Regions from separate parts of the Homo sapiens genome. Here region 2 is linked to region 1. A link is an interaction called in ENCODE POLR2A ChIA-PET data of the cell type or tissue named here. Cell type or tissue: B cell. All regions are shown on one strand. Links, peaks and the distances in the headings refer to the core of each region. The heading gives the core; the rest is flanking DNA. Region 1 has its middle 13 kb from the start of GPR173. Region 2 holds the start of LOC124905190 (a long non-coding RNA gene).

What was found. Peaks named below come from ENCODE experiments on the same cell type or tissue, not always from the same donor. Only the 100,000 strongest peaks of a DNase experiment are listed, where the experiment ranks them.
Region 2: POLR2A ChIA-PET joins it to region 1 with 6 read pairs; 2 of 35 experiments call an interaction of 5 or more read pairs at or near these places.

What each region holds. Positions count from the first base shown.
Region 1 is chrX:53,029,593-53,042,032 of GRCh38, reverse strand. No RefSeq gene overlaps it. Among named protein-coding and RNA genes, the nearest start is that of GPR173, 13 kb to the left of the region's middle. In B cell, for the core only: no CTCF peak of the experiment used is centred there; no DNase peak of the experiment used is centred there.
Region 2 is chrX:52,914,769-52,927,208 of GRCh38, reverse strand. LOC124905190 (a long non-coding RNA gene) reads right to left here and starts at 3,984. Exons shown (of 3, transcript XR_007068242.1): 1 at 3,752-3,984; 2 at 3,017-3,343. RefSeq lists enhancers at 3,003-3,212, 5,586-5,675, 5,756-5,885, 6,416-6,475, 6,167-6,770 and 1 more. In B cell, for the core only: CTCF peaks have their summits at 5,718 and 5,921 (motif pointing left); DNase peaks (open chromatin) are centred at 5,988 and 6,278; H3K4me3 peaks cover 1,787 bases; H3K27ac peaks cover 1,654 bases.

The DNA.
Region 1 (12,440 bases), core at 5,288-9,287:
AATCCTAGAGCAGGTCCTGCCTTCCCACTTTTCATTTCATGCCACCGACTTGTTGCAGTTGTCCTGTAGAAGGACCTATCTTTTGGATTTCTCTGTTTGCTCCCTTGTGGTGTCATTTAACATGTTCTTTATCTGCCCCCCACCACTCTATTTTTTCCTGGAGTTGGAAGTTAGCTCTTAAGACTCTGTTGCATTCAGGTTATTTATCATTATTATTTATTATTATTACTATAACTATTATTATTATTATTAGTTGCAACACTTTAGAGGTGGTGCTGTGAGATTTCTATTTCAACACATCAAGTGGCACATAATGTCTGGTGGTCCTGCTGTTAGTGATGTTAAGATTTATCGGTGGGTTAAGGTGGTAAAAGCCTCATCTCTCCATGGTAAATTTCCCCATTAACCTTTCATCTAATGGTTTCATCTATTGATGATTGTTGCCTGAATCAGTTGTTTTATTAGGACTTGCAAGTGGTGATCTTTCTAATTCTGTCATTTTTCTACATTTATTAACCAGCCTTCTCTACAAGTAAAATATTTCTGGCCAGACGTGGTGGCTCATGCCTGTAATCTAAACACTTTGGGAGGCTGAAGAGGTAGGATCGCTTGAAGCCAGGAATTTGAGACCAGCCTGGGCAAAATAGTGACACCCTATCTCTACAAACATTAAAAAATTAAGGGGGCCCAGTGGCATGTGCCTATAATCCCAGCTACTTGGAAGGGTGAAGTTGGAGGATGGCGTGAGCCCAGGAATTTGAGGCTGCAATGAGTTATGATCGTACCATTGCATTCTAGCTCAAGCAACAGAAGGAGACTCTGTCTCAGAAAAATACAAAAACAAAAACTTCCCTTCATCAACTTGGGCCATTGGAGTTACCCCAAGATAGAATTTACATAGGAAAGACAAAATAAATATATAATTTTGTCATTATAAATGCCAATTTTCAGAGGAAGGACTTGATGTCCTAGTTATTTCCAATGGTTCAAATGAGGTTTTTATGTTTTTTGTTTTTGCTGCTTGTTTTTAGTGCCATTATGAACTCATTTAAAAAAATATTCAGTGTGTTTCAATCCATTGCAATTATCATTCTGTTTGATGTTCAAATTACCCCATATTTGGCCAGTGGGAGCCCTTTCAAGTTTGTTTCTGTGCCTTTTTAACATGACACTAGCAGTCTTTGATAGTTTTCTTGGTTTCTGGTAGGAAAAGATGTCTCAGGCTCATGTTGGACATTTCCTGCTCCAGACCTGAAATTAGCCATTTCTCCAAGGAGCCCTGGTTCGTTTTAGTTGGGATGTATTCAGACACCAAGATACAGGTGCTAGGGATGTTCATTGATACTAGGTGTCACTGCTTCTGGGTATTTCCAATGAACAAGGCAGGGAAAAATTTTTTTTGAAAGAAGCAAAAATGTTGTTGTATCATATTGATATTTCCAGTTCAAAGTTAATATTCCAAGGTGTTTATGTACTTTTTAAAAGTTTATACTTCAGGCCGGGCATGGTGGCTCATTCCTGTAATTCCAGCACTTTGGGAGGCTGAGGCGGGCGGATCACCTGAGGTCGGGAATTCAAGACCAGCCTGACCAACATGGAGAAACCCCTGTCTCTACTAAAAATAAAAAATTAGCTGGGCATGGTGGCACATGCCTGTAATCCCAGCTACTCAGGAGGCTGAGGTAGGAGAATCACTTGAACCCGGGAGGCGGAGGTTGCGGTGAGTCGAGAGCGCGCCATTGCACTCTAGCCTGGGCGACGAGCGAAACTCCATCTCAAAATAAAATAAAATAAAATAATAAATAAATAAATAAATAAATAAATACAAAGTTTATACTTCATAGATGGCATTTTTATACTGAAAATTTTGGCTCCTAACAACATTTATATATTTGCGTCCCTGCATTAAACTAATCAAACCAATATTTCTACAATCAATTAGACTCCTGAAAGAAGTCTAGGATTTCTTAGTAGTTCTATTTGTTCTTGGAATATATTCCAGTAAGGATATGCATTCAAAAACTGTGTTCTAAAGTTGCTGGAAATAGTATATTATCTTTGGAAGCTATGTTACCAATGTGATATAGTTAGGTTTATTCATTCCAGTTTGTTTTCTATTTTTAAAGATTGATTTTTAAATTTTTAATTGAATTTTAATTTTGAATATGTAAAATGTTTTTATGTTTCCAAAGTCTCAACTCTGTAACAAGGCTTATTCAGAGAAATCTCACTTCCATCATGTCCCTATACCCTGTTATACCCCCTCCCTTGTTGGTTACTCTTTTTTATTAATTTTTAGTTTATCCTTCTAGTGTTCCTTTTTGCAAATATAAGTATCTATATATATAATACTTATATATATACATCTATATATACTTATATATAATACTTATACTTTGCTTTTTCCCTTCTTTCTCATGCAAAGGTAGCAGACTGGATTCACTATTTTACACCTTCTGCAAGCATCTATTGAGTCCTTATTATGTTCTCAGCACTGTACTGAGGTAGTCAGGCAAGAGTGATCCTACTTATCACCATGTTCCAGTATATTTTTCGGTATTACAGTTAATTAGGGCTGCTGCTCTTATCTCTGTCTCTCAGAAGACAGTGCTCCCGGGTGCCGCTTCAGTACAACTTATTTATCTCCACTATCTTGCAGAGAGCACTGACAGTGACAAGCACTTGTCCCTCAGCATGTCAAAAGAATATACATATTTTTAATTACAAAAGTAATGCATGAGAACATGCACATCGTGAGATGCTTGAACAACACAGGAGTGTATGGAAGAAAAAGCCATGATTTTCCCTCGCCCTCACCCAATCTCACTGCACTTGCTAGAAACAATTATTACCTTGGTGGTTGCCAGATGGTGATTTTCTAATTCCATTATTCATTCTACATTTATTGGTTCACACTTTACAATAAGGAATAATTTTCCTTTTGCCTCCATTTATTTATTCATTCAGTTAGCTAGTTTTATCATGGCTTTGCGGATTCTCAGTTTATTCAATGGGTTATAAACTGCTACATTTATTATTAATTTTGATGCCCAAATTGTTCCAGAATTTGACAGGGGAGCCTTTTCAAGCTTGTTTTTTGTGTCCTTTTGATTTGTGTCCTTGTTTCTGTGTCCTTCTCATGCTCCATCATTCTTTGAGGATTTCCTCACTTCCTAGAAGAGCAAGATGCTTCCGGCTCATCTTGTACTTTTCCTGACACAGCCCTGGAACCAGCTCTCCAAAAATCCAGGCTTCATTCCTTTCGATAGAGATAACAAGTTATGGGCATAAGGTGTGTTCTTGCTACTAGGGGATCATTGTTTCTAGGCCACCTTAGTGGACAGAGCTAGGATACATATGTATACATATGTGTAGGAATACATCTATCTATCTATCTATCTATCTATCTATCTATCTATCTATCTAATCTATCATCTATCATCTATCTATCTAATCTATTTATCTCTATCTATCTATCTATCATATGTCTGTCTAATTTAATCTAATCTAATCTATCTAATCTCTGTATCATCTTAAAAACCAGGAGCAGGCCAGGCATGGTGGCTCATGCCTGTAATTCCAGCACCTTGGGAGGCCAAGGTGGGAGGATTGCTTTAGCTCAGGAGTTTGAGACCAGCCTGGGCAACATAGTGAGACCTTGTCTCTATAAAAAATTTTTTTAAATTAGCTGGGCGTGGTGGAGTATGCCTGTGATCTCAGCTACTCAGGAGGCTGAGGTGGGAAAATCACTTGAGCCCAGGAGTTCAAGGCTACAGTGAGCCATGATCGTGTCACTGCCCTCCAGCCTGGGGAACAGAGTGAGATGCTGTCTCAAAAAAACCATAAGCTCGTACTGATACTCTAACCCCAATCCCAAGCCACAGAGTTCATTCCAGTCTTTCTACTTTCCATATTTCTAACTCCCTTCTCTAACAGCGAGAACCTCACTTCCCGTCATTCACAATATTTACTTGTTTGTTCAATCCTAGGATACACATTCAGTAGTTTCAGAATTGTCAACCCACACTGTGAAAAATAAAGCTACTGATTAAGGTTTAATATTAGGTTACAATTCTTTTTGTTTTCCCCTTTTAGTATAGTCACTTTATTCCATTGAAATAGGCTCATCTGTTGCTGTTTGTATTCCATCCTCCACCACCATCATTGTTAATTGATTGACAATGTGAAACATTAACGTGCCTTTTAAAGTCAAGACTATGCAAAAAATTATACCCAGAGAAGTGTCACTTCCCATCCCCTGTACCCCATTCTATCCTCTCATCCTTCTTTTCTTTTCTTTCTTTCTCTTTCTTTCTTTCTTTCTTTTTCTTTCTTTCTTCTTTCTCTTTCTTTCTTTCTTTCTTTCTTTCTTTCTTTCTTTCTTTCTTTCTTTCTTTCTTTCTCTCTCTTTCTTTCTTTCTCTCTCTCTCTCTTTTTCTTTTAGACGGAGTCTTGCTCTGTCACCCAGGCTGGAGTCAATGGCGCGATCTTGGCTCACTGCAACCTCTGCCTCCAGGGTTCAAGCAATTCTCCTGCCTCAGCCTCCTGAGTAGCTGGGACTACAGGTGCGTGCCACCACACTCGGCTAATTTTTGTATTTTTAGTAGAGAGGGGATTTCACCATATTGGCCAGGCTGGTCTCAAATTCCTGACCTCGTGATCCACCTGCCTCGGACTCCCAAAGTGCTGGGATTACAGGCGTGAACCACCACATCTGGCCCTCCTCTCATCCTTTTCACCTCATTCCTACACATCCCCTGTAGGTAATAAATCTCACTAGTTTCTGGTATACCCTTCTTGGTTTTTGTTTGTTTGTTTTTTGCACAAATGAACAATATATATTTCTTGGTTCTCTTTCTTTCACACAAGATAGTATACTGAGATATTCTATTACACTTTGCTTTTTCTTTTGCACTATTTGCTTGACAACTGTATCCTGGAAATGCATGTACTTATAAAAAGATTTTTGATTTTTTGTTTTTTTTGAGACAGAGTCTCTCTCTGTTGCCCAGGCTGGAGTGCAGTGGCGCAATCTTGGCTCACTACAACCTCTGCCCCCCAGGTTCAAGTAATTCTCCTGCCTCAGCCTCCCGAATAGCTGGGACTACAGGCGTGCACCACCACAACCAGCTGATTTTTGTATTTTTAGTAGAGACGGGGTTTCACCATGTTGGGCAGGATGGTCTCAATCTCCTGACCTCGTGATCCGCCCGCCTCAGCCTCCCAAAGTGCTGGGATTACAGGCGTGAGCCACTGCACCTGGCCATAAAAAGATTTTTATGGTAAAATATAACATACATATATAAAAGTATATAAACCATATATTCACTTTTAAATAATATGAACATATAAATCAAACACCTGTATAACCACTAAACAGGTTAAAAAATAGAACATTGTCAGTACCCTACTGACTTCTGTCAATCATACCTCCCTCTCTCTCCTCCAGAGGTAACCATCATCCTGAATCATATGGTATTTATTTCCTTGCTTGCTTCTTTTGATGGTCTACCAACTTAGTTTAGTTTTGCCTTTATTCGAGTATAACACACACACATGAAAGTGCACTAAAATTATGGAAAACTTGAATTTTCACAAACTGAACATATCCAGGTAAAGAAACAGATCCTGAACAAGTAAAGAAACCGATCCTGACCGGAAGGCCCACCTGTGTCCCTTCCCAGTCGCTGTCCAGGGTAGCCATTTTTCTGACTTCTAAGGGCATGGTTTAGTTTTGCCTGGGTTTGTACTTTATATGAATGGAAAACTAAAAGTATATACTTCTTTTGATTAATTTTATATTTGTGAGATCCACTCTGTTGGCTGAACAGGTAGTTCACTGTTCTTGCTGAAGAGCATTCTGTTGTCTGACTTCACCACGATTTTGTATCCATTATCACTGGCATTGTTGGGAGCCTGAGTCCTACATACATAGCTTGCAAAAGAAGGAAAAAGTAACCTGAAGATCATAGTCCCACAGGTGAGACAGACAGATGAGGCAGAAAGTTGCAAAATAAGTTCACCATGAGAGTTATACGTGTGGAGTCATGGGCTCAGTTTTAAAGGATGAGAAGATAGGATCTCTCTAGGAGGATATGGGTGAGGGAGAAAGAGAGAGATTCCAGGCAGAGGAAGAACACGAGGAACTGCTAGCATTTTGGGAAGATTGGATCAGAGAGAGCTGCATTTAGAGATGGAGGGGAGAATTGAGGTTGCAGGGTAGGTTGGTGAAACAAAGGATATGTCAAAAAAATTCTAAGGTACTGGATTAAGAAGATGGGACTTTATCGCTTAAGAGATTGGGGCACTACTGAGATTGTTTCCCTCCTCTTCCTTCTTTTTATTTTTAAAGCATCGTGTGACTTATTTTACAGTTCAGAAGGATCTCTCCAGCAGGGAAAGCAGGGAAGATGAACTGGAGGGGTAAAAACAGGAAGAATGGAGACCTGTAAGGAAACCACAGTAACATTCAGGAGTGATAAATATTGGGGGTTAAGAGTGGAAGTCTTGGAGTCAGGCTCCCAAATTTGTGTCTCCAGCCCAGTTCTCTCTCCTGATCTCCAGGCTCTCATGTCCAGCTTTCTACTCAACATCCCCACTTGTATGTCTCATAGGCATTTTCAAATCCTCACTTCCAAAACTGAACTCCAGCCTTACCCCTAAAGCCCACTCCTCCCACAGTCTTTCCCTATCATGTTGGTTACTCCATTCTTTTGGTTGCTCAGGCCATATTCTTATTCTTTTTTTCCTGTTATTATTATTATTATTATTATTTGAGATGGAGTCTCGCTCTGTTGCCCAGGCTGGAGTGCAGTGGTGTGACCTCGGCTCACTGCAACCTCCGCCTCCCAGGTTCAAGCAATTCTCCTGCCTCAGCTTCCTGAGTAGCTGGGATTACAGGTGCATGCCACCACACCTGGCTAATTTTTTACATATTTTTGGTAGAGACGGGGTTTCATCATGTTGGCCAGGCTGGTCTTGAACTCCTGACCTCGTGATCTGCCTGCCTCGGCCTCCTAAAGTTCTGGGGTTACAGGCTTGAGCCACCGCGCCCGGCCTTTACCATTATTTTTTTGTGACAGAGTCTTGCTCTATTGCTCAGGCTGGAGTACAGTGGCATGATTATAGCTCACTGCAGCCTCAAATTCTTGGGCTCAAGAGATCCTCCCACCTTAGCTTCCTGAGTATCTGGGACCACAGGGATGCATCACCATGATCAGCTAATTTTTTAATTTTTATTTTGTAGAGACAGGGTCTTGCTATGTTGCCCAGGCTGGTCTGGAACTCCTGGCCTCAAGCAACCCTCCCATCTCAGTCTCCTAAAGTGCTGGTTTTACAGGCATGAGCCTGGCTAATGTTTCTTTTACATCCATGCTTTTGTATCCCCCTTAGGAAATCTTTGCCAAACTGAAGGTGAGTAAAATTTCCTCCTATGTTTTCTTCAGTAATTTTTTTTCAAAGTTTTAGGTTTTGCATTTAGGTCTATGATTCATCTTGCAGTAATTTTTGTATATGTTGTGAGGTAACTGGGTAACTGTCAAAGTTAAATCTTTTTTTAATATGGCTATTCAATTGTTCCAGCACCATTTATTGAAAACATTCTTTCCCCCATTGAGTGGCATTTAAATCTTTGTTGAAAATCAACTGATCATATATGTGTAGGCCTATTTCTTGACTCTCTTCTTTTTCATTCATCTTTACACCAACATCTCACCATGTTGATTACTGTAGATAAAAACTGGGTAGAGTAAGTCTCTAACTTTGTTCTTTTTCAAAATTGTTTTGGTTCTAGGTCCTTCTCATTTCCATATAAATTTTAGAATCAGCTTGTCATTTGTGAATCTTCACAATACTGACTCTTTTCTTCTGTGAATATAGGATCTTCCTTCCTTCCTTCCTTCCCCCCTCCCTCCCTCCCTCGCTCCCTCCCTCTTCTTTCTTTCTTTCTCTTTCTTTCCTTCCTTCCTTCCTTCCTTCCTTCCTTCCTTCCTTCCTTCCTTCCTTCTTTCTTTCTTTCTTTCTTTCTTTCTTTCTTTCTTTCTTTCTTTCTTTCTTTCTTTCTTTCTTTCTTTTCTTTCTCTTTCTCTTTTTCTCTCTTTGATGGAGCCTCACTCTGTTGCCCAGGCTGGAGTGCAGTGGCACAATCTTGGCTCACTTCAACCTCCTCCTCCCAGGTTTAGGTGATTTTTGTGCTTCAGCCTCCACAGTAGCTGGGACTACAGGCACGTGCCACCACACCTGGCTAATTTTTGTGTTTTTAGTAGTGATGGAGTTCCACCACTTTGTCCAGGCTGGTCTCAAACTCTTGACCTCAAGTGATGCGCCCACCTTGGCCTCCCAAAGTGTTGGGATTACAGGCGTGAGCCACCACGTCTGGCTAGGATATTTTCTTTAATTGCTCTCAACAATGCTTTATAATTTTCAGTACACAGGTCTTGCACATCTTTTGTCAAATTTATCTCTAACTATTTTATATATCGTGATGCTATTGTAAATGGTATTTTAAATTTCAAATTCTGATCATTAATTGCCAGTATATAATAATACAGTTGATTTTGTATGTTGACCTTTTATCTTGCAACCTTGCTACACTCATTTGATAGATTCTTTTGTAGATTTCTTAGGATTTTTTTTCTTTTTTTTTTTTAGATGGAGTCTCATTCTGTCGCTCAGGCTGGAGTGCAGTGGCATGATTTCAGCTCACTGCAATCTCTGCCTCCCAGGTTCAAGCAATTCTCCTGCCTCAACCTCCCTAGTAGCTGGGACTACAGGCGTGCGCCACCATGCCCAGCTAATTTTTGTATTTTTAGTAGAGATGGGGTTTCACCATGTTGGCCAGGATGGTCTCCATCTCTTGACTTCGTGATCCACCTGCCTCAGCCTCCCAAAGTGCTGGGATTACAGGTGTGAGCCATCATGCGTGGCCTTTTCTTAGGATTTTCTATAGACAATAATGTCATATGTGAAAAAGACAACTTTACTTCTTCCTTTACAATCTGGGTACATTTCATTTCATTTTCTTACCATATTTCAAGGGCTAGAACCTCCAGTATAATGTTGAATAGAAGTGGGTGGAGAAATCAGACATCCTTGCCTTGTTGCTTGTCTTAAAAGAAGAAGCACTCAGTCTTTCCCCCAGTGAGTGTTAGCTGTAGGTTGTTCACAGATGCTCATTATCAGATTGAGAAAATTTTCTTCACCTAGTTTGGTGAGTTTTCAGCATAAATGGCATTTAATTTTTTTCAAGTGGTTTTCTGCCTCTATTCACATGGTCATATAGATTGTCTTTTAAAATTCTGCTAATATGGTGAATTTACATTGATTTTGAAATAGTAAACCAAACTTACACTCCTGGGGTAAAACCTCACTTGTTTTTAAAGGATCTAGTTATATGTTTTTGAATTTTAGTTGCTAAATCATCATTAAAACTTTTTGTGTATATGTTCATGGGAGATATTGGTCTATTGGTCTATAGCTTTCTTTACTTGTAAATTATTTTTCCGATTTTGTTATTAGTTTACTTCTGGCCTCATAGAATGGGCTTTGCAATGTTCTTTCCTTGTCAATTTTCCCAAAGAGATTATGTAGAAATGATATTTTTTTCCTTAAATATTTGGTAGAATTCATTAGTGAATCCAACTGGACTAGAGTTTTCATTATGGGAGGGTTTTAAATACAAATTCAATTTATTTAATTGCTATTCGTCTGTTCAGATTTTTTCTTTCTTTTTGAGTGAGCTTTGGTAGATTACATATTTCAAAGAATATGTGCATTTCATCTAAGTTGTCAAATTTACAGGCATAATACTGTCCATAATTGAGTAGGAAAAACAAACTCAGTTTCTCCCACCATACTCTCACAGCACGCTCCTGATGCCAGACGTACGGGGATTTCTCTCTCCAGCAAGCAAGCAATCAATTTTGCAGTGGACACCAGCTGGGTGTTCTCTAATTCAATTCCATTCTGACAGTATCTACCTGGAGCTAGCATCAGATCACACAGGTTGAAGATGCAATCCCACCAAACTGAGTCCCTGGGTTATTTTACTTGTGCTTCTGATCAACTGGCTATAAATCGCAGCCTCCACTCCTTGGGTTTGATTAATTTGCGAGAGTGGCTCACAGAACTCAGGGAAACATTTACTTACGTTTACCAGTTTACTACAAAGGATATTTTAAAAGACACAAATAAACAGCCAGATGAAGAGATACATAGGGCAAAGTCTGGAAGGGTGCTGAGTGCAGGAGCTTCTGTCCCCTTGGAGTTGGGGTGCCCCAAAGTGTTCGTGTATCTGCAAGTTCTCTGAACCCTGTCCCTTTTGGATTTTTATAGAAGCTTCATGACATAGGCATGATTGATTAAACTGCTAGCCATTGGCATCAACTTAACCTTTAGCCCCTCTGCCCTCCCCGAGCGTTGGGGGTTGAGACTGAAAGTTCCAACCCTCTGAGCATCTGGCTGGTTTTCCTGGCAACCAACCCTCCCACTGCATCCTATGGTATCCAAGGGCTTCCCAAAAATTACCTCATTAACATAAACCCAGGTGTGTTTGAAGGGCTTGCTGCAAATAACAAAAGATTGTCTTTCACTTTTAAGCTCGGGTGCTACTTCAGTAACCAAAGACAAAAGGCCAAATACTTTAACACAAGATATTTTTATTGCTCTAATCACTTAGGAAATAACAACCTTCCCCCTTTTCTTTTTTTTTTTTTTTTAACAGAGTCTTGCTCTGTCGCCCAGGCTCGAGTGCAGTGGCGCAATCTCAGCTCACTGCAACCTCCGCCTGCTGGGTTAAAGCAATTCCCCTGCCTCAGCCTCCTGAGTAGCTGGGACCATAGGCGCGCGCCCCCGCACCTGGCTAATTTTTGTATTTTTAGTAGACATGGGATTTCAGCATGTTGGCCAGGCTGGTCTCAAACTCCTGACCTCAAGTGATCCACCCACCTCGGCTTCCCAAAGTGCTGGGATTACAGGCGTGAGCCACCACACCTGGCCAAATAAATAATAAAAATTTTAAAAATTAACTGAGAGTGGTGGTGTGCACCTGTAGTCTCAGCCGCTTGGGAGGCTGAGGTGGGAGTATCGCTTCAGCCCAGAGGTCAAGGCTGCACTCCAACCTGAGAGACAGAGTGAGAACCTGTCTCCAAAAAAAAAAAAAAAAAAAAGACTGATTTACTTACATGAGGGAGTTGAATCTTACCAGCAACACCAGTATTTCATCATATTGCAGTATGATCATGGTATGATTCAGTTTCATTACAGAAGAGATCAGTAAGAATTATGGAGGTATTTGCTTTGTCTTCCCAGCAGATCTACCCTTGCCCATATACCACATATTATTAAGGACAGGTGTTGTTGTAATGGACCATGACTCGGTTATTTCTGAATTCCAAGTTAGATGGGGACAAAGCCAATCACTGTGTCTCATCTCACGGTCTTGACTGGTTTCCACTGTGTGTTGTTTTTATTTTTTAAGACAGGGTCTCACTCTGTCTCCTAGGCTGGAGTGCAGTAGCACAATAACGGCTCACTGCAGCCTCAATCTCCCAGGCTCAAGCAATCCTCCTGCCTTAGACCCCCAAGTAGGTGGGACTATAGGCACGTGCCACCATGCCCTGCTATTTTTTGTAATGTAGAGATGGGGTCTTGCTATGTTGCCCAGGCTAGTCTGGAACTCCTGGGCTCAAGTGATCCTCCCACCTCAGCCTCCCAAAGTGCTGGGATTATAGGCATGAACCACCTTGCCCGGCCCACTGTGTGTTATTATATAGCAGGGCCCACCTCCCTCCTACAGGGAGGACATATGTGGTATTTAGAACAGCTCATATTCTTACTTACTGTACCATAGCATATGTTTTATTTTGGCCTGTTCTGGAGGAGAGGGCAGTCATATTATATCGATGTAAAGTACAAGTGCCCCACAGAACTTCCATGAGTTTGGAGGGCCATAAGATTCCCATAGGTGTGCCCCTTGAGCCTGAGCAGCCAGGACAGAGGGCCACTGCCTCATGGACACTTTAGCCTCTATTTGTATTAAAATTGTCAAGAGGCCCTGTTGGGTCCGGGTGCAGGCCCTTTCCCCTACAGTGGGTTTTAGCATCATACAGCATCATTTGTTGAGTTTGCCTGACCCATTTTGCTAAAGCCTTATCATCTTTCCAGGCTAACTCCCATCCTTGGCCTTCCTCCTAGAAGAGAATTCTGTCTAACCTGCCTATTCTAGTTAATAAATCTTTTTCCTCTGAACGTTTTTCCTCATTGAAAGCAAACTCAGCTTGTTCTGGGATTCCTGGACCTGCACCTATCTCCCCTTTGCGCCTTTTCTGTCTGGTGGGCCAGTGTTGTTTAATCCACCATGCATGTTTTTGCCACTGTGTACTAATGGCCTGAGTACAGTTGGGATACATGTTTTGCACCCAAAAAAATTGGGTCCCCATACT
Region 2 (12,440 bases), core at 3,858-7,857, 110 kb after region 1:
TCCTAGACAGAACAATCCATTGTCAGGAGTGAGAACATCCCTCTGCAAAACAGCCATTCTCTCCAGGAAAACAACAGGAACTGTCTGAAGAAGCTAAAAGACTTGGAATGGTTTTAGATGTGTTCGCCCCCAACAGGGACAGGTCTCAGGTTGCAGGCTTTTCTGGCAATCCAGCTCTGTGGGTTACTGAAGAAGCTCAACCCAATTCCTGAGTTTTCCATGCTCTCATTCATGAAGCCAACCAAGTCACCAGTGATGTCACGAAAAATATTAACACAATCACTCAAGAAATGCAAGAACTCCAGAGGCTGTTGTCCATCATCAACTGGCATTAGCCATCATCCGGGCAGATCTAGGAGATGGATGCACTTGTGCAGTTGTCAATGACGACTGCTGTACATATATCCCCCAACACCTTTCTGATGTCTTTTTGATGAATTGCCACCTAGTCCTGATCTCTGGGACCTCTGGGTTATCATTGGGTGGCTGAGAATATGACCTTTTCCCTTGAATATTCCCAACAGGGATACAGTCCTGGGGATGCACTGCTTTTCCAAGATATAGTGATAATTTTTCTTTTTATTCTCATAGGAATACTCCTCATGAAGTCTATCCAGTCACATCTAGTTAAGACCAGCAGCACTCTCCTGTCCAAATGGATGACCCATGTTACGACTAAGGAACAGAAGACCAAATAACAAACTGCTCCTCAGATCCATTATGGAGGCCTTCTTGGCTCAATTCCTGAATATGATATATCCTTATAATTTTGTTTTCTCTCCAAAAAAGAATATGCTGGCAATGAAAGGAGTTCATCTTGTCTAAGAGGAGGGACTGGAAAAATAATTTATTTTGAGATAGGGTCTCACTCTGTTGCCCAGGCTGGAGTGCAGTGGTGCAATCTCGGCTCACTGCAACCTCTGTCTCCTGGGTTCAAGCGATTCTTGTGCCTCAGCCTCCACAGTAGCTGGGACTACAGGCACGGGCCACCACGCCTGGCCAATTTTTGTATTTTTAGTAGATACGGGGTTTCACCATGTTGGCCCAGCTGGTCTCGAACTCCTGATCTCAAGTGATCCTCCCACCTTGGCCTCCCAAAGTGCTGGGATTTGTTTTTAATTTTTAAAAATTAGCCAGGTTTTGCCAGGCGTGGTGGCTCTCACCTGTAATCCCAGCACTTTGGGAGGCTGAGGCAGGTGGATCACGAGGTTAGGAGATGGAGACTATCCTGGCCAATATGGTGAAAACCTGTCTCTACTAAAAATACGAAAAAATGAGCTGGGTGTGGTGGCACGCACCTGTAATCCTAGCTACTCAGGAGGCTGACGGAGTAGAATCGCTTGAACCTGGGAGGCGGAGATTGCAGTGAGCCGAGATCGTGTCACTGCACTGCAGCCTGGTGACAGAGCGAGACTCCGTCTCAAAAAAAAAAAAAAAAAAAAAAGCCAGGTATGATTCCAGCTACTTGGGAGGCTGAGGTGGGAGGATCTCTTGAGCTCAGGAGGTCGAGGCTGCAGTGAACCATTATTGCACCACTGCACTCCAGCCTGGGTGATAGAGACCCTGTCTCAAAAAAAAAAAAAAAAAAAAACGGCATGTACAGTGGCTCATGCCCCCCGTCTCTACTAAAATACAAAAGATTAGCTGGGCGTGGTAGCGTGTGCCTGTAATCCCAGCTACTCGGGAGGTTGAGGCAGGAGAAATGCTTGAACCCAGGAGGCGGAGGTTGCAGTAAGCTGAGATCACCCCACTGCACTCCAGCCTGGGTGATGGAGTGAGACTCCGTCTCAAGAAAAAGAAAAAAATAATATGAGGAAATCTGTCCCTTGAGTCATCATAGGGTTTACATTATACAAACATCTTTAGCATCACACACCTGAGCATTGATGTCTCTTTAAGTAGCAGTTTTCTCATCTGTTAAACAGGAATAATTATAGTAACCAATAACAAACTCCAAAGGTTTCTATGATCAATGAGACTAATAGTACATGTAAAGGACTCAGTATAGTACCCAACACATAGTATATGCTCAATAAATCTTATCCACATGATTTGAAATAGATAAGAATACAGTCTCTGGAATCATAATTTTAGGGAGAGTAAAGACTTTCTTTACATCCTTTTTTTCGAGACAAGGTCTCACTCTGTTGCCCAAGCTGGAGTGCCATGGTGTGATCACAGCTCACTGTAGCCTTAAACTACTGGGCTCAAGCAATCCTGCCACTTCAGCCTCGAGTAGCTGGAACCACACCTGGCTAATTTTAAAAAAATTTTTTGTAGAGACGGGGTCCCTACATCTTTAAAATACAAACGAAGGGTGTCTGTGCCAAAATAATACAACCTAAGATGCCACTGGGAAACAAATATAGGAAAAACTGTGTTTTGCTGTTTGGAAAAGATATTGAAAAACTCACTAAATTGAAAAAAAGGACTGAAATTTCTATAGAGTTTAGTTTTCAGTGATGCTACAGTCTATGCTCTTATATGCCTATTATTATTATTATTATTATTATTATTATTATTACTACTACTATTTTGAGACAGAATCTCTGTCACCCAGGCTGGAGTGCAGTGGTGCGATCTCGGTTCACTGCAACCTCTGCCGCCCGAGTTCAAGCGATTCTCCTGCCTCAGCCTCCCAAGTAGCTGGGATTACAGATGCCTGCCACAGCGCCTGGCTAATTATTTGTAGTTTTAGTTGAGACGGGGTTTCACCATCTTAGCCACGCTGGTCTTGAACTCCTGACCATGTGATCCACCTGCCTCGGCCTCCCAAATTGCTAGGATTACAGGCGTGAGCCACCGTGCCCGGCCCTTATATAACTATTTAGTTAGGAAACAGGCTAATCTATTTAATGAGGCAGCAAAAATATATTAGCTTTAACAAAAGATAAAAGTTTATCTTCAAATAGTCTTGATTAAGCCAAGGGCCAGTAGAGTAACTTGACAGTGCTGGAGACCTAAGCAGAGCGATTGCTTGGTAGTAGCCGCTACTCCTATGGATAGCTGTACTTACTCATTTTCATAACTTCATTGCTGTCCAATCTTCCTTCATCTGTGGGTGACTAAGCACATAGGAAATCTTAGAAATCACGTAGACCAGTGGATTTCAGTTTTTGTTAAAGTAAAAGCATGTTTCTTGAAAAAAAAATCCAATGCATAAGAGAAAAAAGAGGAGCTGTTGGGCTGGGAACAGGGGCACTCTCACCACACCCCTCCCTGGATGCTGCTGCAAGCCCAGAGAAGCAAAGTGACTCAGTCAAATAGGTAAGGCTGGCAGGGCAGGAACTATTAATAGAAAGGGACTTCTCTTGAGGCCTGGCCCAAGGCCCTGCATGAGGCCCTGTGAGAGGAAGTGAATATTAGTGAAGAACTTCTTGTCCAAATCAAACCGCAGCTTTAGGGTAAAGAAGCTGTCTGCATAAATTAACTCCGATTATTTGTGTACAGTACTGTTTACGGTGAGCCCCCTCCCCCTTTTTGGAAAGAAGTATGTGATTTTTTTCAGTTATTTGAGGCATGCCTAAAGCAGCTTCACAAGTATTAGCTAGACATGGAGAAAGACCACTGCAGTCAGATGAGCCTTGGCTCACATATGGTGCTTCCAGTCAAGTGATGGTGTCCCTGACTCCAATGACACGTTGGGAATTAGGCCCCTAAGTTCATATTTAGTGCATTTTTCTTTATGCCCCCAGTACGTCATTACATGACTATATCAATGCAGCAAGCTAAGCTGACTGTAGCTTCTTACCACTGGGCCAGATAACCTTAGCATGCCATCCAGAATCTCAGTTCTGTGAATTGTCTTGATCTAGGGCAGTGTCCTGTGGAAGACAGCCAATATATTGAAAGCTGATTAAAACACAGAATAAAAGATCCGTCTCTATCAAGGCAATTCTAGGCTACAACTTAGTTAAGCTTCAGTGAGATTATTATTTTTGGAGACGGAGTCTCACTCTTGCCCAGGCAGGAGTGCAGTGGTGTGATCTTGGCTCACTGCAACCTCCACCTCCTGGGTTCAAGCGATTCTCCTGCCTCAGCCCCCCGAGTAGCTGGGATTACAGGCGCACACCTCCACGCCCAGCTAATTTTGTATTTTTAGTAGAGACGGGGTTTCAACATGTTAGCCAGGCTGGTCTCAAACTCCCGACCTCAGGTGATCTGCCCACCTTGGCCTCCCAAAGTGCTGGGATTACAGGCGTGAGCCACTGCGCTGGCCGGCTTCAGTGAGATTTTTATGGAATTATGGAGAGTGTTTTACATGCAAAGCCCTGAATTCTTTCCTGAATATCATAAACAAGTAAAATTATCTTTTGTAAGTGAATTGACCTGACCGATGCAAGACAAACATTTAAGAAATGTTAACGACAAAGGCAAATGCTCACTACAAAATGTGAAACGAAAAAATCATGTAGAAAACCGGTGCTATATTATAATCCAGGGTTATGAAAAGATTAACTCTGCATATATAAGGAAAATTGACTGGAAATGTAAATATCAGTTTAATTCACAATGTTTATTAGGCACCTAGTAAATTCTAAGTAGTCTTCCAGGTGCTGAGGACAAAAGACTGGAACACACACATACCACAGCTCCTACCCTCATAACACAGTGACGGCTGTCTTTGGATATCGAGTTAATGAATTGTGCACTCAAGTTTTACAGGAACTTTCAACGTTCCAGAAAACGTTTGCATTATTATTTCAATCAAAACCATTAAAGTTACAAAAAGAATTTTTCAAAAATGTGAAACCGAGTTAAAAAGAAGGATGTTGAAGTCGCGACGGAAGTAGGAATCTCAGTATGTGGAAAATGCACCTTTATGGTTGAAAAACCTTCTTAAGGAAATATCACAAAGCATAATGAATGGCCACCGCTGCGTGATGGGACGGTGGCTAAGATTCGTTTTCTTTATTCTGCGTTATCTCGCCTCCCAACGTTCTCCAGTGAGGCTGAACGCAGTCCCTAATGAAAGAATACATTGATGGGCCGGGCGGTGGCTCACGCTTGTAATCCCAGCACTTTAGGAGGCTGAGGCGGGCGGATCACCTGAGGTCAGGAGTTCGAGACTGGACTGGCCAACATGGTGAAACCTCGTCTGTACTAAAAATACAAAAATTAGCCGGGTGTGGTGGCGCCTGCCTATAATTTCAGCTACTCAAGAGGCTGAGGCAGGAGAATCCCTTGAACCCAGGAGGCGGAGGTTGCAGTGAGCCTCGCAACACTGCACCCCAACCTGGGCAACAAAGCGAGACTCCGTCTCAAAAAAAAAAAAAAAAACGTTGATGAAGGTCCACAGGCGCCAGGACGGCGTGGGGGGAAAAGAAGGATGAGACCAGGCCGGGCCCGGTGGCTCACGCCTGTAATCCTAGCACTTTGGGAGGCCGAGGCGGGTGGATCACGAGGTCAGAAGATCGAGACCATCCTGGCTAACAGGTGAAACCCCGTCTCTACTAAACAAAACACAAAAAATTAGCAAGGTGTGGTGGCGGTCGCCTGTAGTCCCAGCTATTCGGGAGGCTGAGGCAGGAGAATGGCGTGAACCCGGGAGGCGGAGCTTGCAGTGCGCGGAGATCGCGCCACTGCACTGCAGCGTGGGCGACAGAGCGAGACTCTGTCTCCAAAAAAAAAAGACGAGAGCATTCAGCGCAGCAGAATGAGGGTTGCTAAAGGAAGAAGGCAGCCTCGCGGGAAACAGGCCGATTTGAAAACCAAAAAGGCTTTGTCCACAGGCTGTGAGTTTTAGCGAGGGGGCCCCTCAGAGGGCGGAATCTCAGCCTCCGGGACCTACCGGCGCAGACCCCAGGGAAGGGAAAAAAAAAAAGCCTCTTCTCTCGGAAAAGGTTCGGCGGCCTTTTTTCGCTCGCGAAGGGCGGGGCGGGAGGCGAGCAGGGTGGCTCCATGGTGCAACATTGCCACCTGCCGGCCGCAAAAACCGAACGCCGCCAACTGCAGAGGAAATTCCATCTTCTCCTCTGCTTTTCGGCCCCGAGCCCGACTGGGGCAGGCTAGCGGGAGGAGAACTACGACCCGAGAAGGGAATGGTACGGGACGCAATGGCTCCGGCGAACAGGGAAGAGGGACCCACCACTGCACAAAACTTCTAATCCCGCCCTCTCAATCACAGCAACCGCGCAGGAAGTTCCTGCGGCGCCGGAACCCCCCCCCCCCCAGTCACGGCCTCGCAACCATAGCAACCGCGCTAGTCCCGTTCCCGCAACCACAGCAGCCGAGCAGGAAGTGCTTACGGCGTCGGTAACCCCCACTTGTCACGCCCTCGCAACCACAGCAACCGCGCAGGAAGTTCCTGTAGCGCCGGAAAACGCAACCCGTGGGGCGTTGCTGGCGTAGGATTGACGGGCTCTGGGACTACGCTTCGGAGCCCGGGGAGATCGGCTCCTGTATCCTTCACGGGGTCCGCCAGGGCTTCCTTCCTTGCTGTTGGGAGCTGACGGCTGAGGGACGCGACTGCCCCAGCCGCGCCACGTTCGAGACTTGTGTCAGTCACCAGGCCATTCTCCTCCTACCAAGCCAGGCGCTTTTTTTTTTTTTTTTGAGACGGAGTCTCGCTCTGTCCCCCCAGGCTGGTGTGCAGTGGCGCGATCTCGGCTCACTGCAACCTCCGCCTCCCAGGCTTAGGCGATTCTCTTGCCTCAGCCTCACGCATAGCTGGGACTACAGGCACCCGCCACCATGCCCGGCTAATTTTTGTATTTTTAGTAGAGGCGGGGTTTCACCATATTGGCCAGGCTGGTGTCGAACTCCTAACCGTGTGATCCCCCCGCCTCAGCCTCCCAAAGTGCCCAAGCCAGCCTTTGCACACGCTTCCCACGTGACACACCCCCTGTACCCTCGCAGCCCTTACTCTATAAATCCTCTCTGGCGATCTCAACGCCCACCCCCGGGGCTGACCAGGCTACTGCCAGAACCCCTATGTCTTCAGGGGTCTCCTCCTGCCCACCTTCATGCCCTTGGCCTCAGGAAAGACTGCGCCCCTCCACGATGTGCAGTAAAGGATGGGCGCCCTGCCTCTCAGGAGCTGAGCACTGATGAGAAAAAATGCCTTACTTATTATTGTACCTTTCTCCATGACCAAGAGAGATTGCTTCTCTCTTTCACTGTCATCCTACCTCCATTGCTAACATACCCCCCAACAATGCTAGGAACCCTCTTCCATTTCAGTGGCCTACCCTAAGGATTCATCGAGAAGACAGAAGCAATCCACTGGGAACTCTTAGGGCTTCCCAAGCCCGGTCTACCCGTGCCTGCCCTGGCATTCTCTGCCGCCCTTCTGCATACAGTGCTCCTAACTGAAGCCAGCTCCTCACCTCAGCTCAGGATCCCATACCTCCCACCTTCTCAGGGGCTTTGCTCCTGCAATGATCCCTCCTCCCTTCAAAGTCATCAACTGCCCCCTCTACGTTGGAGCACTCCACAAGCAAAGGAGGAAAAACCCACCCTCTCCCCACATGTCCTTCAGCAGCTGCTGGCACAGAATGTGCTGCCCTTCAACAAAAACTGCCTGGAGTTCTGAGGCCACGGCCTCCTCAACTCCCTTCAATAGGGCTTTTGTCCCTAATCTGTATTTTGGGGTGGCTGAGGTGGGAGGATCTCTTGAAACCAGGATTTTGAGGCTGCAGTGAGCTATGATTGTGCCACTATAGTCCAGCCTTGGTGACAGAACGAGAGGGTGTCTCAAAAAAAAAAAAAAAAAAAAAGAGAGAGAAACAAGAGGGAAAAATCTCCCCTTCTTCTTATAAGTAAGAAGCAGTAAACCTTTGGCTTACTGCTTTTTCCCTAGGCGTCCTTTCCTGGCTCTGGACACATTTTTTTGAATCCAAGCTCCATGGCTCAGGCCCTTGGAAACATATTCTACTGTTGTTCTGAACCAAGTACAAATTCCCAACTGTGACCTTCTTGACCTGGATATAACAGGGCAAGTCTGAGGTGAACATGAAAGACAAGCCAAAGAAGGTGTCCTGTTCTGGTCACAGGGGGTAGGAGGTCCCCAGAGGCAGTGACAGAGTCAGACATCTCAGAGGAGGAAGGTGTGACAAGGGAGTGGAGAGAAGCTTCGAGTAAAAGAGGGTTTTACCTCATGCAAATTTGGAGCTCGTTTTGCAGAATGGCCCAGTAGCCTCTTTGGGCAGAGGGATGTCTGGAGTTGAGGAATTTCACTTTGTAGAGCTGATCTTGGTTCCTGCTGTTTTGGGAGACCTCAGCGCTCTACATTCTCTGAGAGGGGAATGTGGAAGTGGCTGATTCAAAACCCAGCGGTGCTACCATGAAGCAAGCATAAGCCAGATAGGAGCTAGGAGACCCTGCAGCTGAGGCTGTGGAGTGGACAGCACTGGTCAGGGGTCGGGGAGAGCATGAGGCCCTGACTCAGAAGGGTCGGCTAGATGCCAGCACAGGTGGGCTGAGGTCAAGTCAGCCAGGGAGCACAAGGTCCTGATCAAGATGAGAGAGAGAGACAAAAATGCAAGTTACGCCAGCCTCACGCATGGGTGAGCAGGGCAGCGTCGACAGCAGGACCTGGGGACAAGAGTGAGCCTTCCCTCAGAACCCACCGAGGACACTGCAGCCAACATACAATGTCATAGGCCCCTTCCCACATCACCATGGAGACTCAAAAGCCATATATGCCCCTTCCCCATCTTGGACAAGAGTAGGGAGGTGGGGTGGCAATCCAAGAGACTGATCATTTTCGCCAAAACAGATTGAGCATTTATACAAATGGATCGGTTACATGACAGCATCAGATGACACCAGATTAGACGAAAATCCAGTGCGTTTGTTTCCCCTTACTATCCAGTCCAGAGGGTGGACAAGCAAGACAAATGTCAAATCAGTCAGAGAGAATAAATAAGCCAGCGTGCTTGTGGGGTGTGAGGGGCTTGAGTGAGTTTGTTGCTCTCTGCATACCATTCCCTGCGACTCCTCCTCTGCACACCGTCTTATCAGTCCACAGTAGCAAGGGAATGGGACGTACTTGTCTTCCCTACTGTAACCCAGGACAATTTTAACCCCTCATAAGCAGACTCCCAAAACAGGACACAGAAAGAGCAAAGAATCTGACAGACACACAGAAGAGAGAAGCTGTCGTTCCCCTCCCCATGCAAGGCCAGGCTCTACTGTCCTTTATTAAGACAGACCCCATTTCCCAGGGCCTGAGCCATGGAGCTTGGAGTCAAAACATGTGTCGAGAGCCAGGAAAGGATGTCTAGAGAAAAAGCAGTAAGCCAAAGATTCTCATAAAAAGAAGGGTTTTTTTCCCCCTTCTTTTCTTTCTCTTTTTTTTTCTGTCACCTAGGATGGAGTACAGTAGCATGATTGTAGCTCACTGCAGCGTCAAACTCCTGGGCTCAAGAGATCCTCCCACCTCAACCACCCCAGTAGCTGGGAGTACAATCTTGCACGACCACAGCCGGCTAATGTTTTTATTCTTTGTAGAGATGAGGTCTCATTATGTTGCCCAGGCTGGTCTCAAACTCCTGGGCTCAAGCATCCTCCAGCCTCAGCCTCCCAAATGATTGGGATTACTGGTGTGTACCAGTGTGCATGGCTGCCACCTCTTCTTTAATCATCTGAGATGATATTAACTCCCCATAAATAGACCCTCCCCAAACAGAGCACAGAAAGAGGAGAAAACCAGACACACACAGAGAGTGGAGCAGCCAATGAGCGTGTCACCGAGGTGAGCAGGGCCTCCTTCAGGGCCATCATTGACATCCCCAGCCATGCCGGGCTCCAGTGTTCTTTATTAAGATAGACCCCACTTCCCAGGACCTGAGCCCTGGAGGGTGGAGTGAAACAATGTTTCTACAGACAGAGAATGACGCCTGGAGCAAATGCAGCAAGCCAAAATTTCTTATTAAAAGAAGGAGGGCTTTTTTCCTTCCTATTTCTTTCAAATGTACATAATGCCAGTTTCCTCCCAAGAGTTGAAAGGTACAGGGGAGAACTTCAGTGGCTCCTGACAGACCCAAGAATTGTCTCCCATTGTTGTATCCTGGCAGAAACTCATTCTCCAAGGCAGAACCTCCTCATTTCTCACAGACGCCATGCGCCCTAGTGCACTGGCATGGCCCTTTGGGCAGGTCTCGCTTCTCCACCCCGGGGCGAGTCAGCTGTCTTGGGCCCCATTGAGTGTTTTCATTTAATAATAGAACTCGGTTACTAATAGAAGCAGCCGCCACAGTTAGACAGCAAAAACAAAATCAGTAATAGCACTCTTACTTCACGTGGAGCTGTAAGATTTAGAAAACATTTATATACGCATTGCCTGATTCGGTTTTGTTTTTTTTTGATATAAGGTCTTGCTCTGTCACCCAGGCTGGAGTGCAGTCGTGCAAACATACATCACTACAGCCTTGAACTCGGCTCAAGCCATCCTCCCACCTCAGCCTCTCGAGTACCTGGAACTCCGAGGCCACTCCACCACTTCCAGATCCTGATTGGGCTCTTGACGCTGAGAAAATCATGACTTCCACAGCACTTCTTCACGCCCCAGCAGCGCTCTGAGGCCGAAGAGTCTGGCAAATGCACACCAGGAACCAGACCCAGAGAGGCTCCCGGGGCCCTTGTGTCTCATCCTGAGATCTCTAAAGGGGTCAATTTGGAGGAAGGGCGTGCTTCTCCTCTTGTCACATTCATGCCTCATGTGGTCCCCTTTTCTTATAGGGGGTACCACCCAGGTAGACACCCGGAGACTGCCCCCCCCCCACCGCCCAAAGAGAGTTTAAGGAGCTTTGCAATGACGAGTTTCCTTGACAAAGACCTTCAGTTCCCGACGGCACCTGGGCTGTGGCCAGGTAGTGGTGGCTGGAATCTTTCTTGCATCGCACCTGCTCCTTCACTGGGGAACATACCCCACCATTATTTATGGCGGCCTGGTACAGGTGGCTCGCTGCAAGATATCTGAACCTCCAGACTCGGGGCTCTCCTTGCATTTGCAAAGAATACTGGAACACGGGGCCCCTCGCAGTTCCCATGGAGAACTCCCAGGGGAGTTCTGTTGTGTCACCCTGTGGCTAAGTCTCTCTGATCCTCCCTTGAAGGGCCCAAAAGCACAGCCTCCTCACCACGAGGGATAACACTTTGAGGCCACTCTCACGATAGGGCTTAGGTTTACAGAGGCTGGAAATCCATCCTGGCCAGGGCCACAGACACGAACAACCTCTTCTGGCTTCTGATGGCTCCTCGTGCTTCTATGGTCCCAAGCAAAGAAACCTCCTCACACCAGGCATTCGGTGTGAATCTCCAGACCAAGTGCCCCCATGTACCCAGCCCCTTCCATCACCCCAACTCCAAGCCCCATAGGTCCACCACTCTCATCACAAGACTGCTCTGTGCTCCCCCAGCAGGACTCCTCCTCCCTCTTGCGACCTTTGCCCTGGACACTCCTCATTCTGTAGGTGACCCTGGGTGCCCACATGGCCACCCAGACTTGGTTCCGTCCTTCTCCGCTTGTGTGCTGATGGATTCCTGCATCACGAACTCCACCAGGAAAATCCCAGCTGAGCCCCAGAGCCCCCACAGGGCATGGTTTCAGGAGCATGTCCACTCAGATATCCCACAAGCCCAACAAATCAGCGGATGACCCCCAACTGTGTCCCTTGTCTCATGGGTTGGCACCGCCATCCACTCAGTTCCTGAACCCCAGAACCTAGGAATACTGCCAGGTTGGCTGCAGATCACCCCGTGACTCTGCTGCAAGCCTCTGGAAAAAGCCAACCATGACCTCCACATTGCCACAGATGAGCAAAGAGTCTCCCGTGAAGGCTTTGTATTGGCAGAGACTCTCTACAGGCATCCGAGTGGAGGCCCAGACCCTGGCTTGGGTGGCCCCCACAGGGAAGGCCAAAGAGCAGACCCGGGCCCTGTAATGTATCTCAGAGACCGAAATGCTCATCTCCTCCGAGAACTCAGCAGATAACCTCCAAATCCCTAAATCGGGACATAGCAGTAGGAGCCCATCATTTAGAGACACAGAGGTTAATATTCAGAAGAAATAGCTGAAGAAAAAAAAGAGAAGTTTGCGGAGGTGGGTCTCCACGGGTGCACCACATGAAACAAGGGACTGCTGAATTGTATTTTTCATCGTACATTTCCTAGTCCTATATGGCCCTTTAAGCGGAAGGATTAATCTGATATCACTAATTATAATAACATGTGAAAAATACATCTCAACACAATAAGTAAGCCTGGGAGCTGATTCATCCACATCAGCTAATACAAATCTGAGCCATCTCTAGATTCAAGGAATGATTGTGCAATGTCTCGTGAACGTATCTATGCAGTGTTTTACTCACCTTGAAAATAACTACCATATGATCCAGTAATCTCACTTCTGGGTATTGATAGTCCAGATACTCCCCATGTTCTTTGCAGCACTATTCATAATAAGCAAGATATAAGAACAACCTAAGTGTTCATTG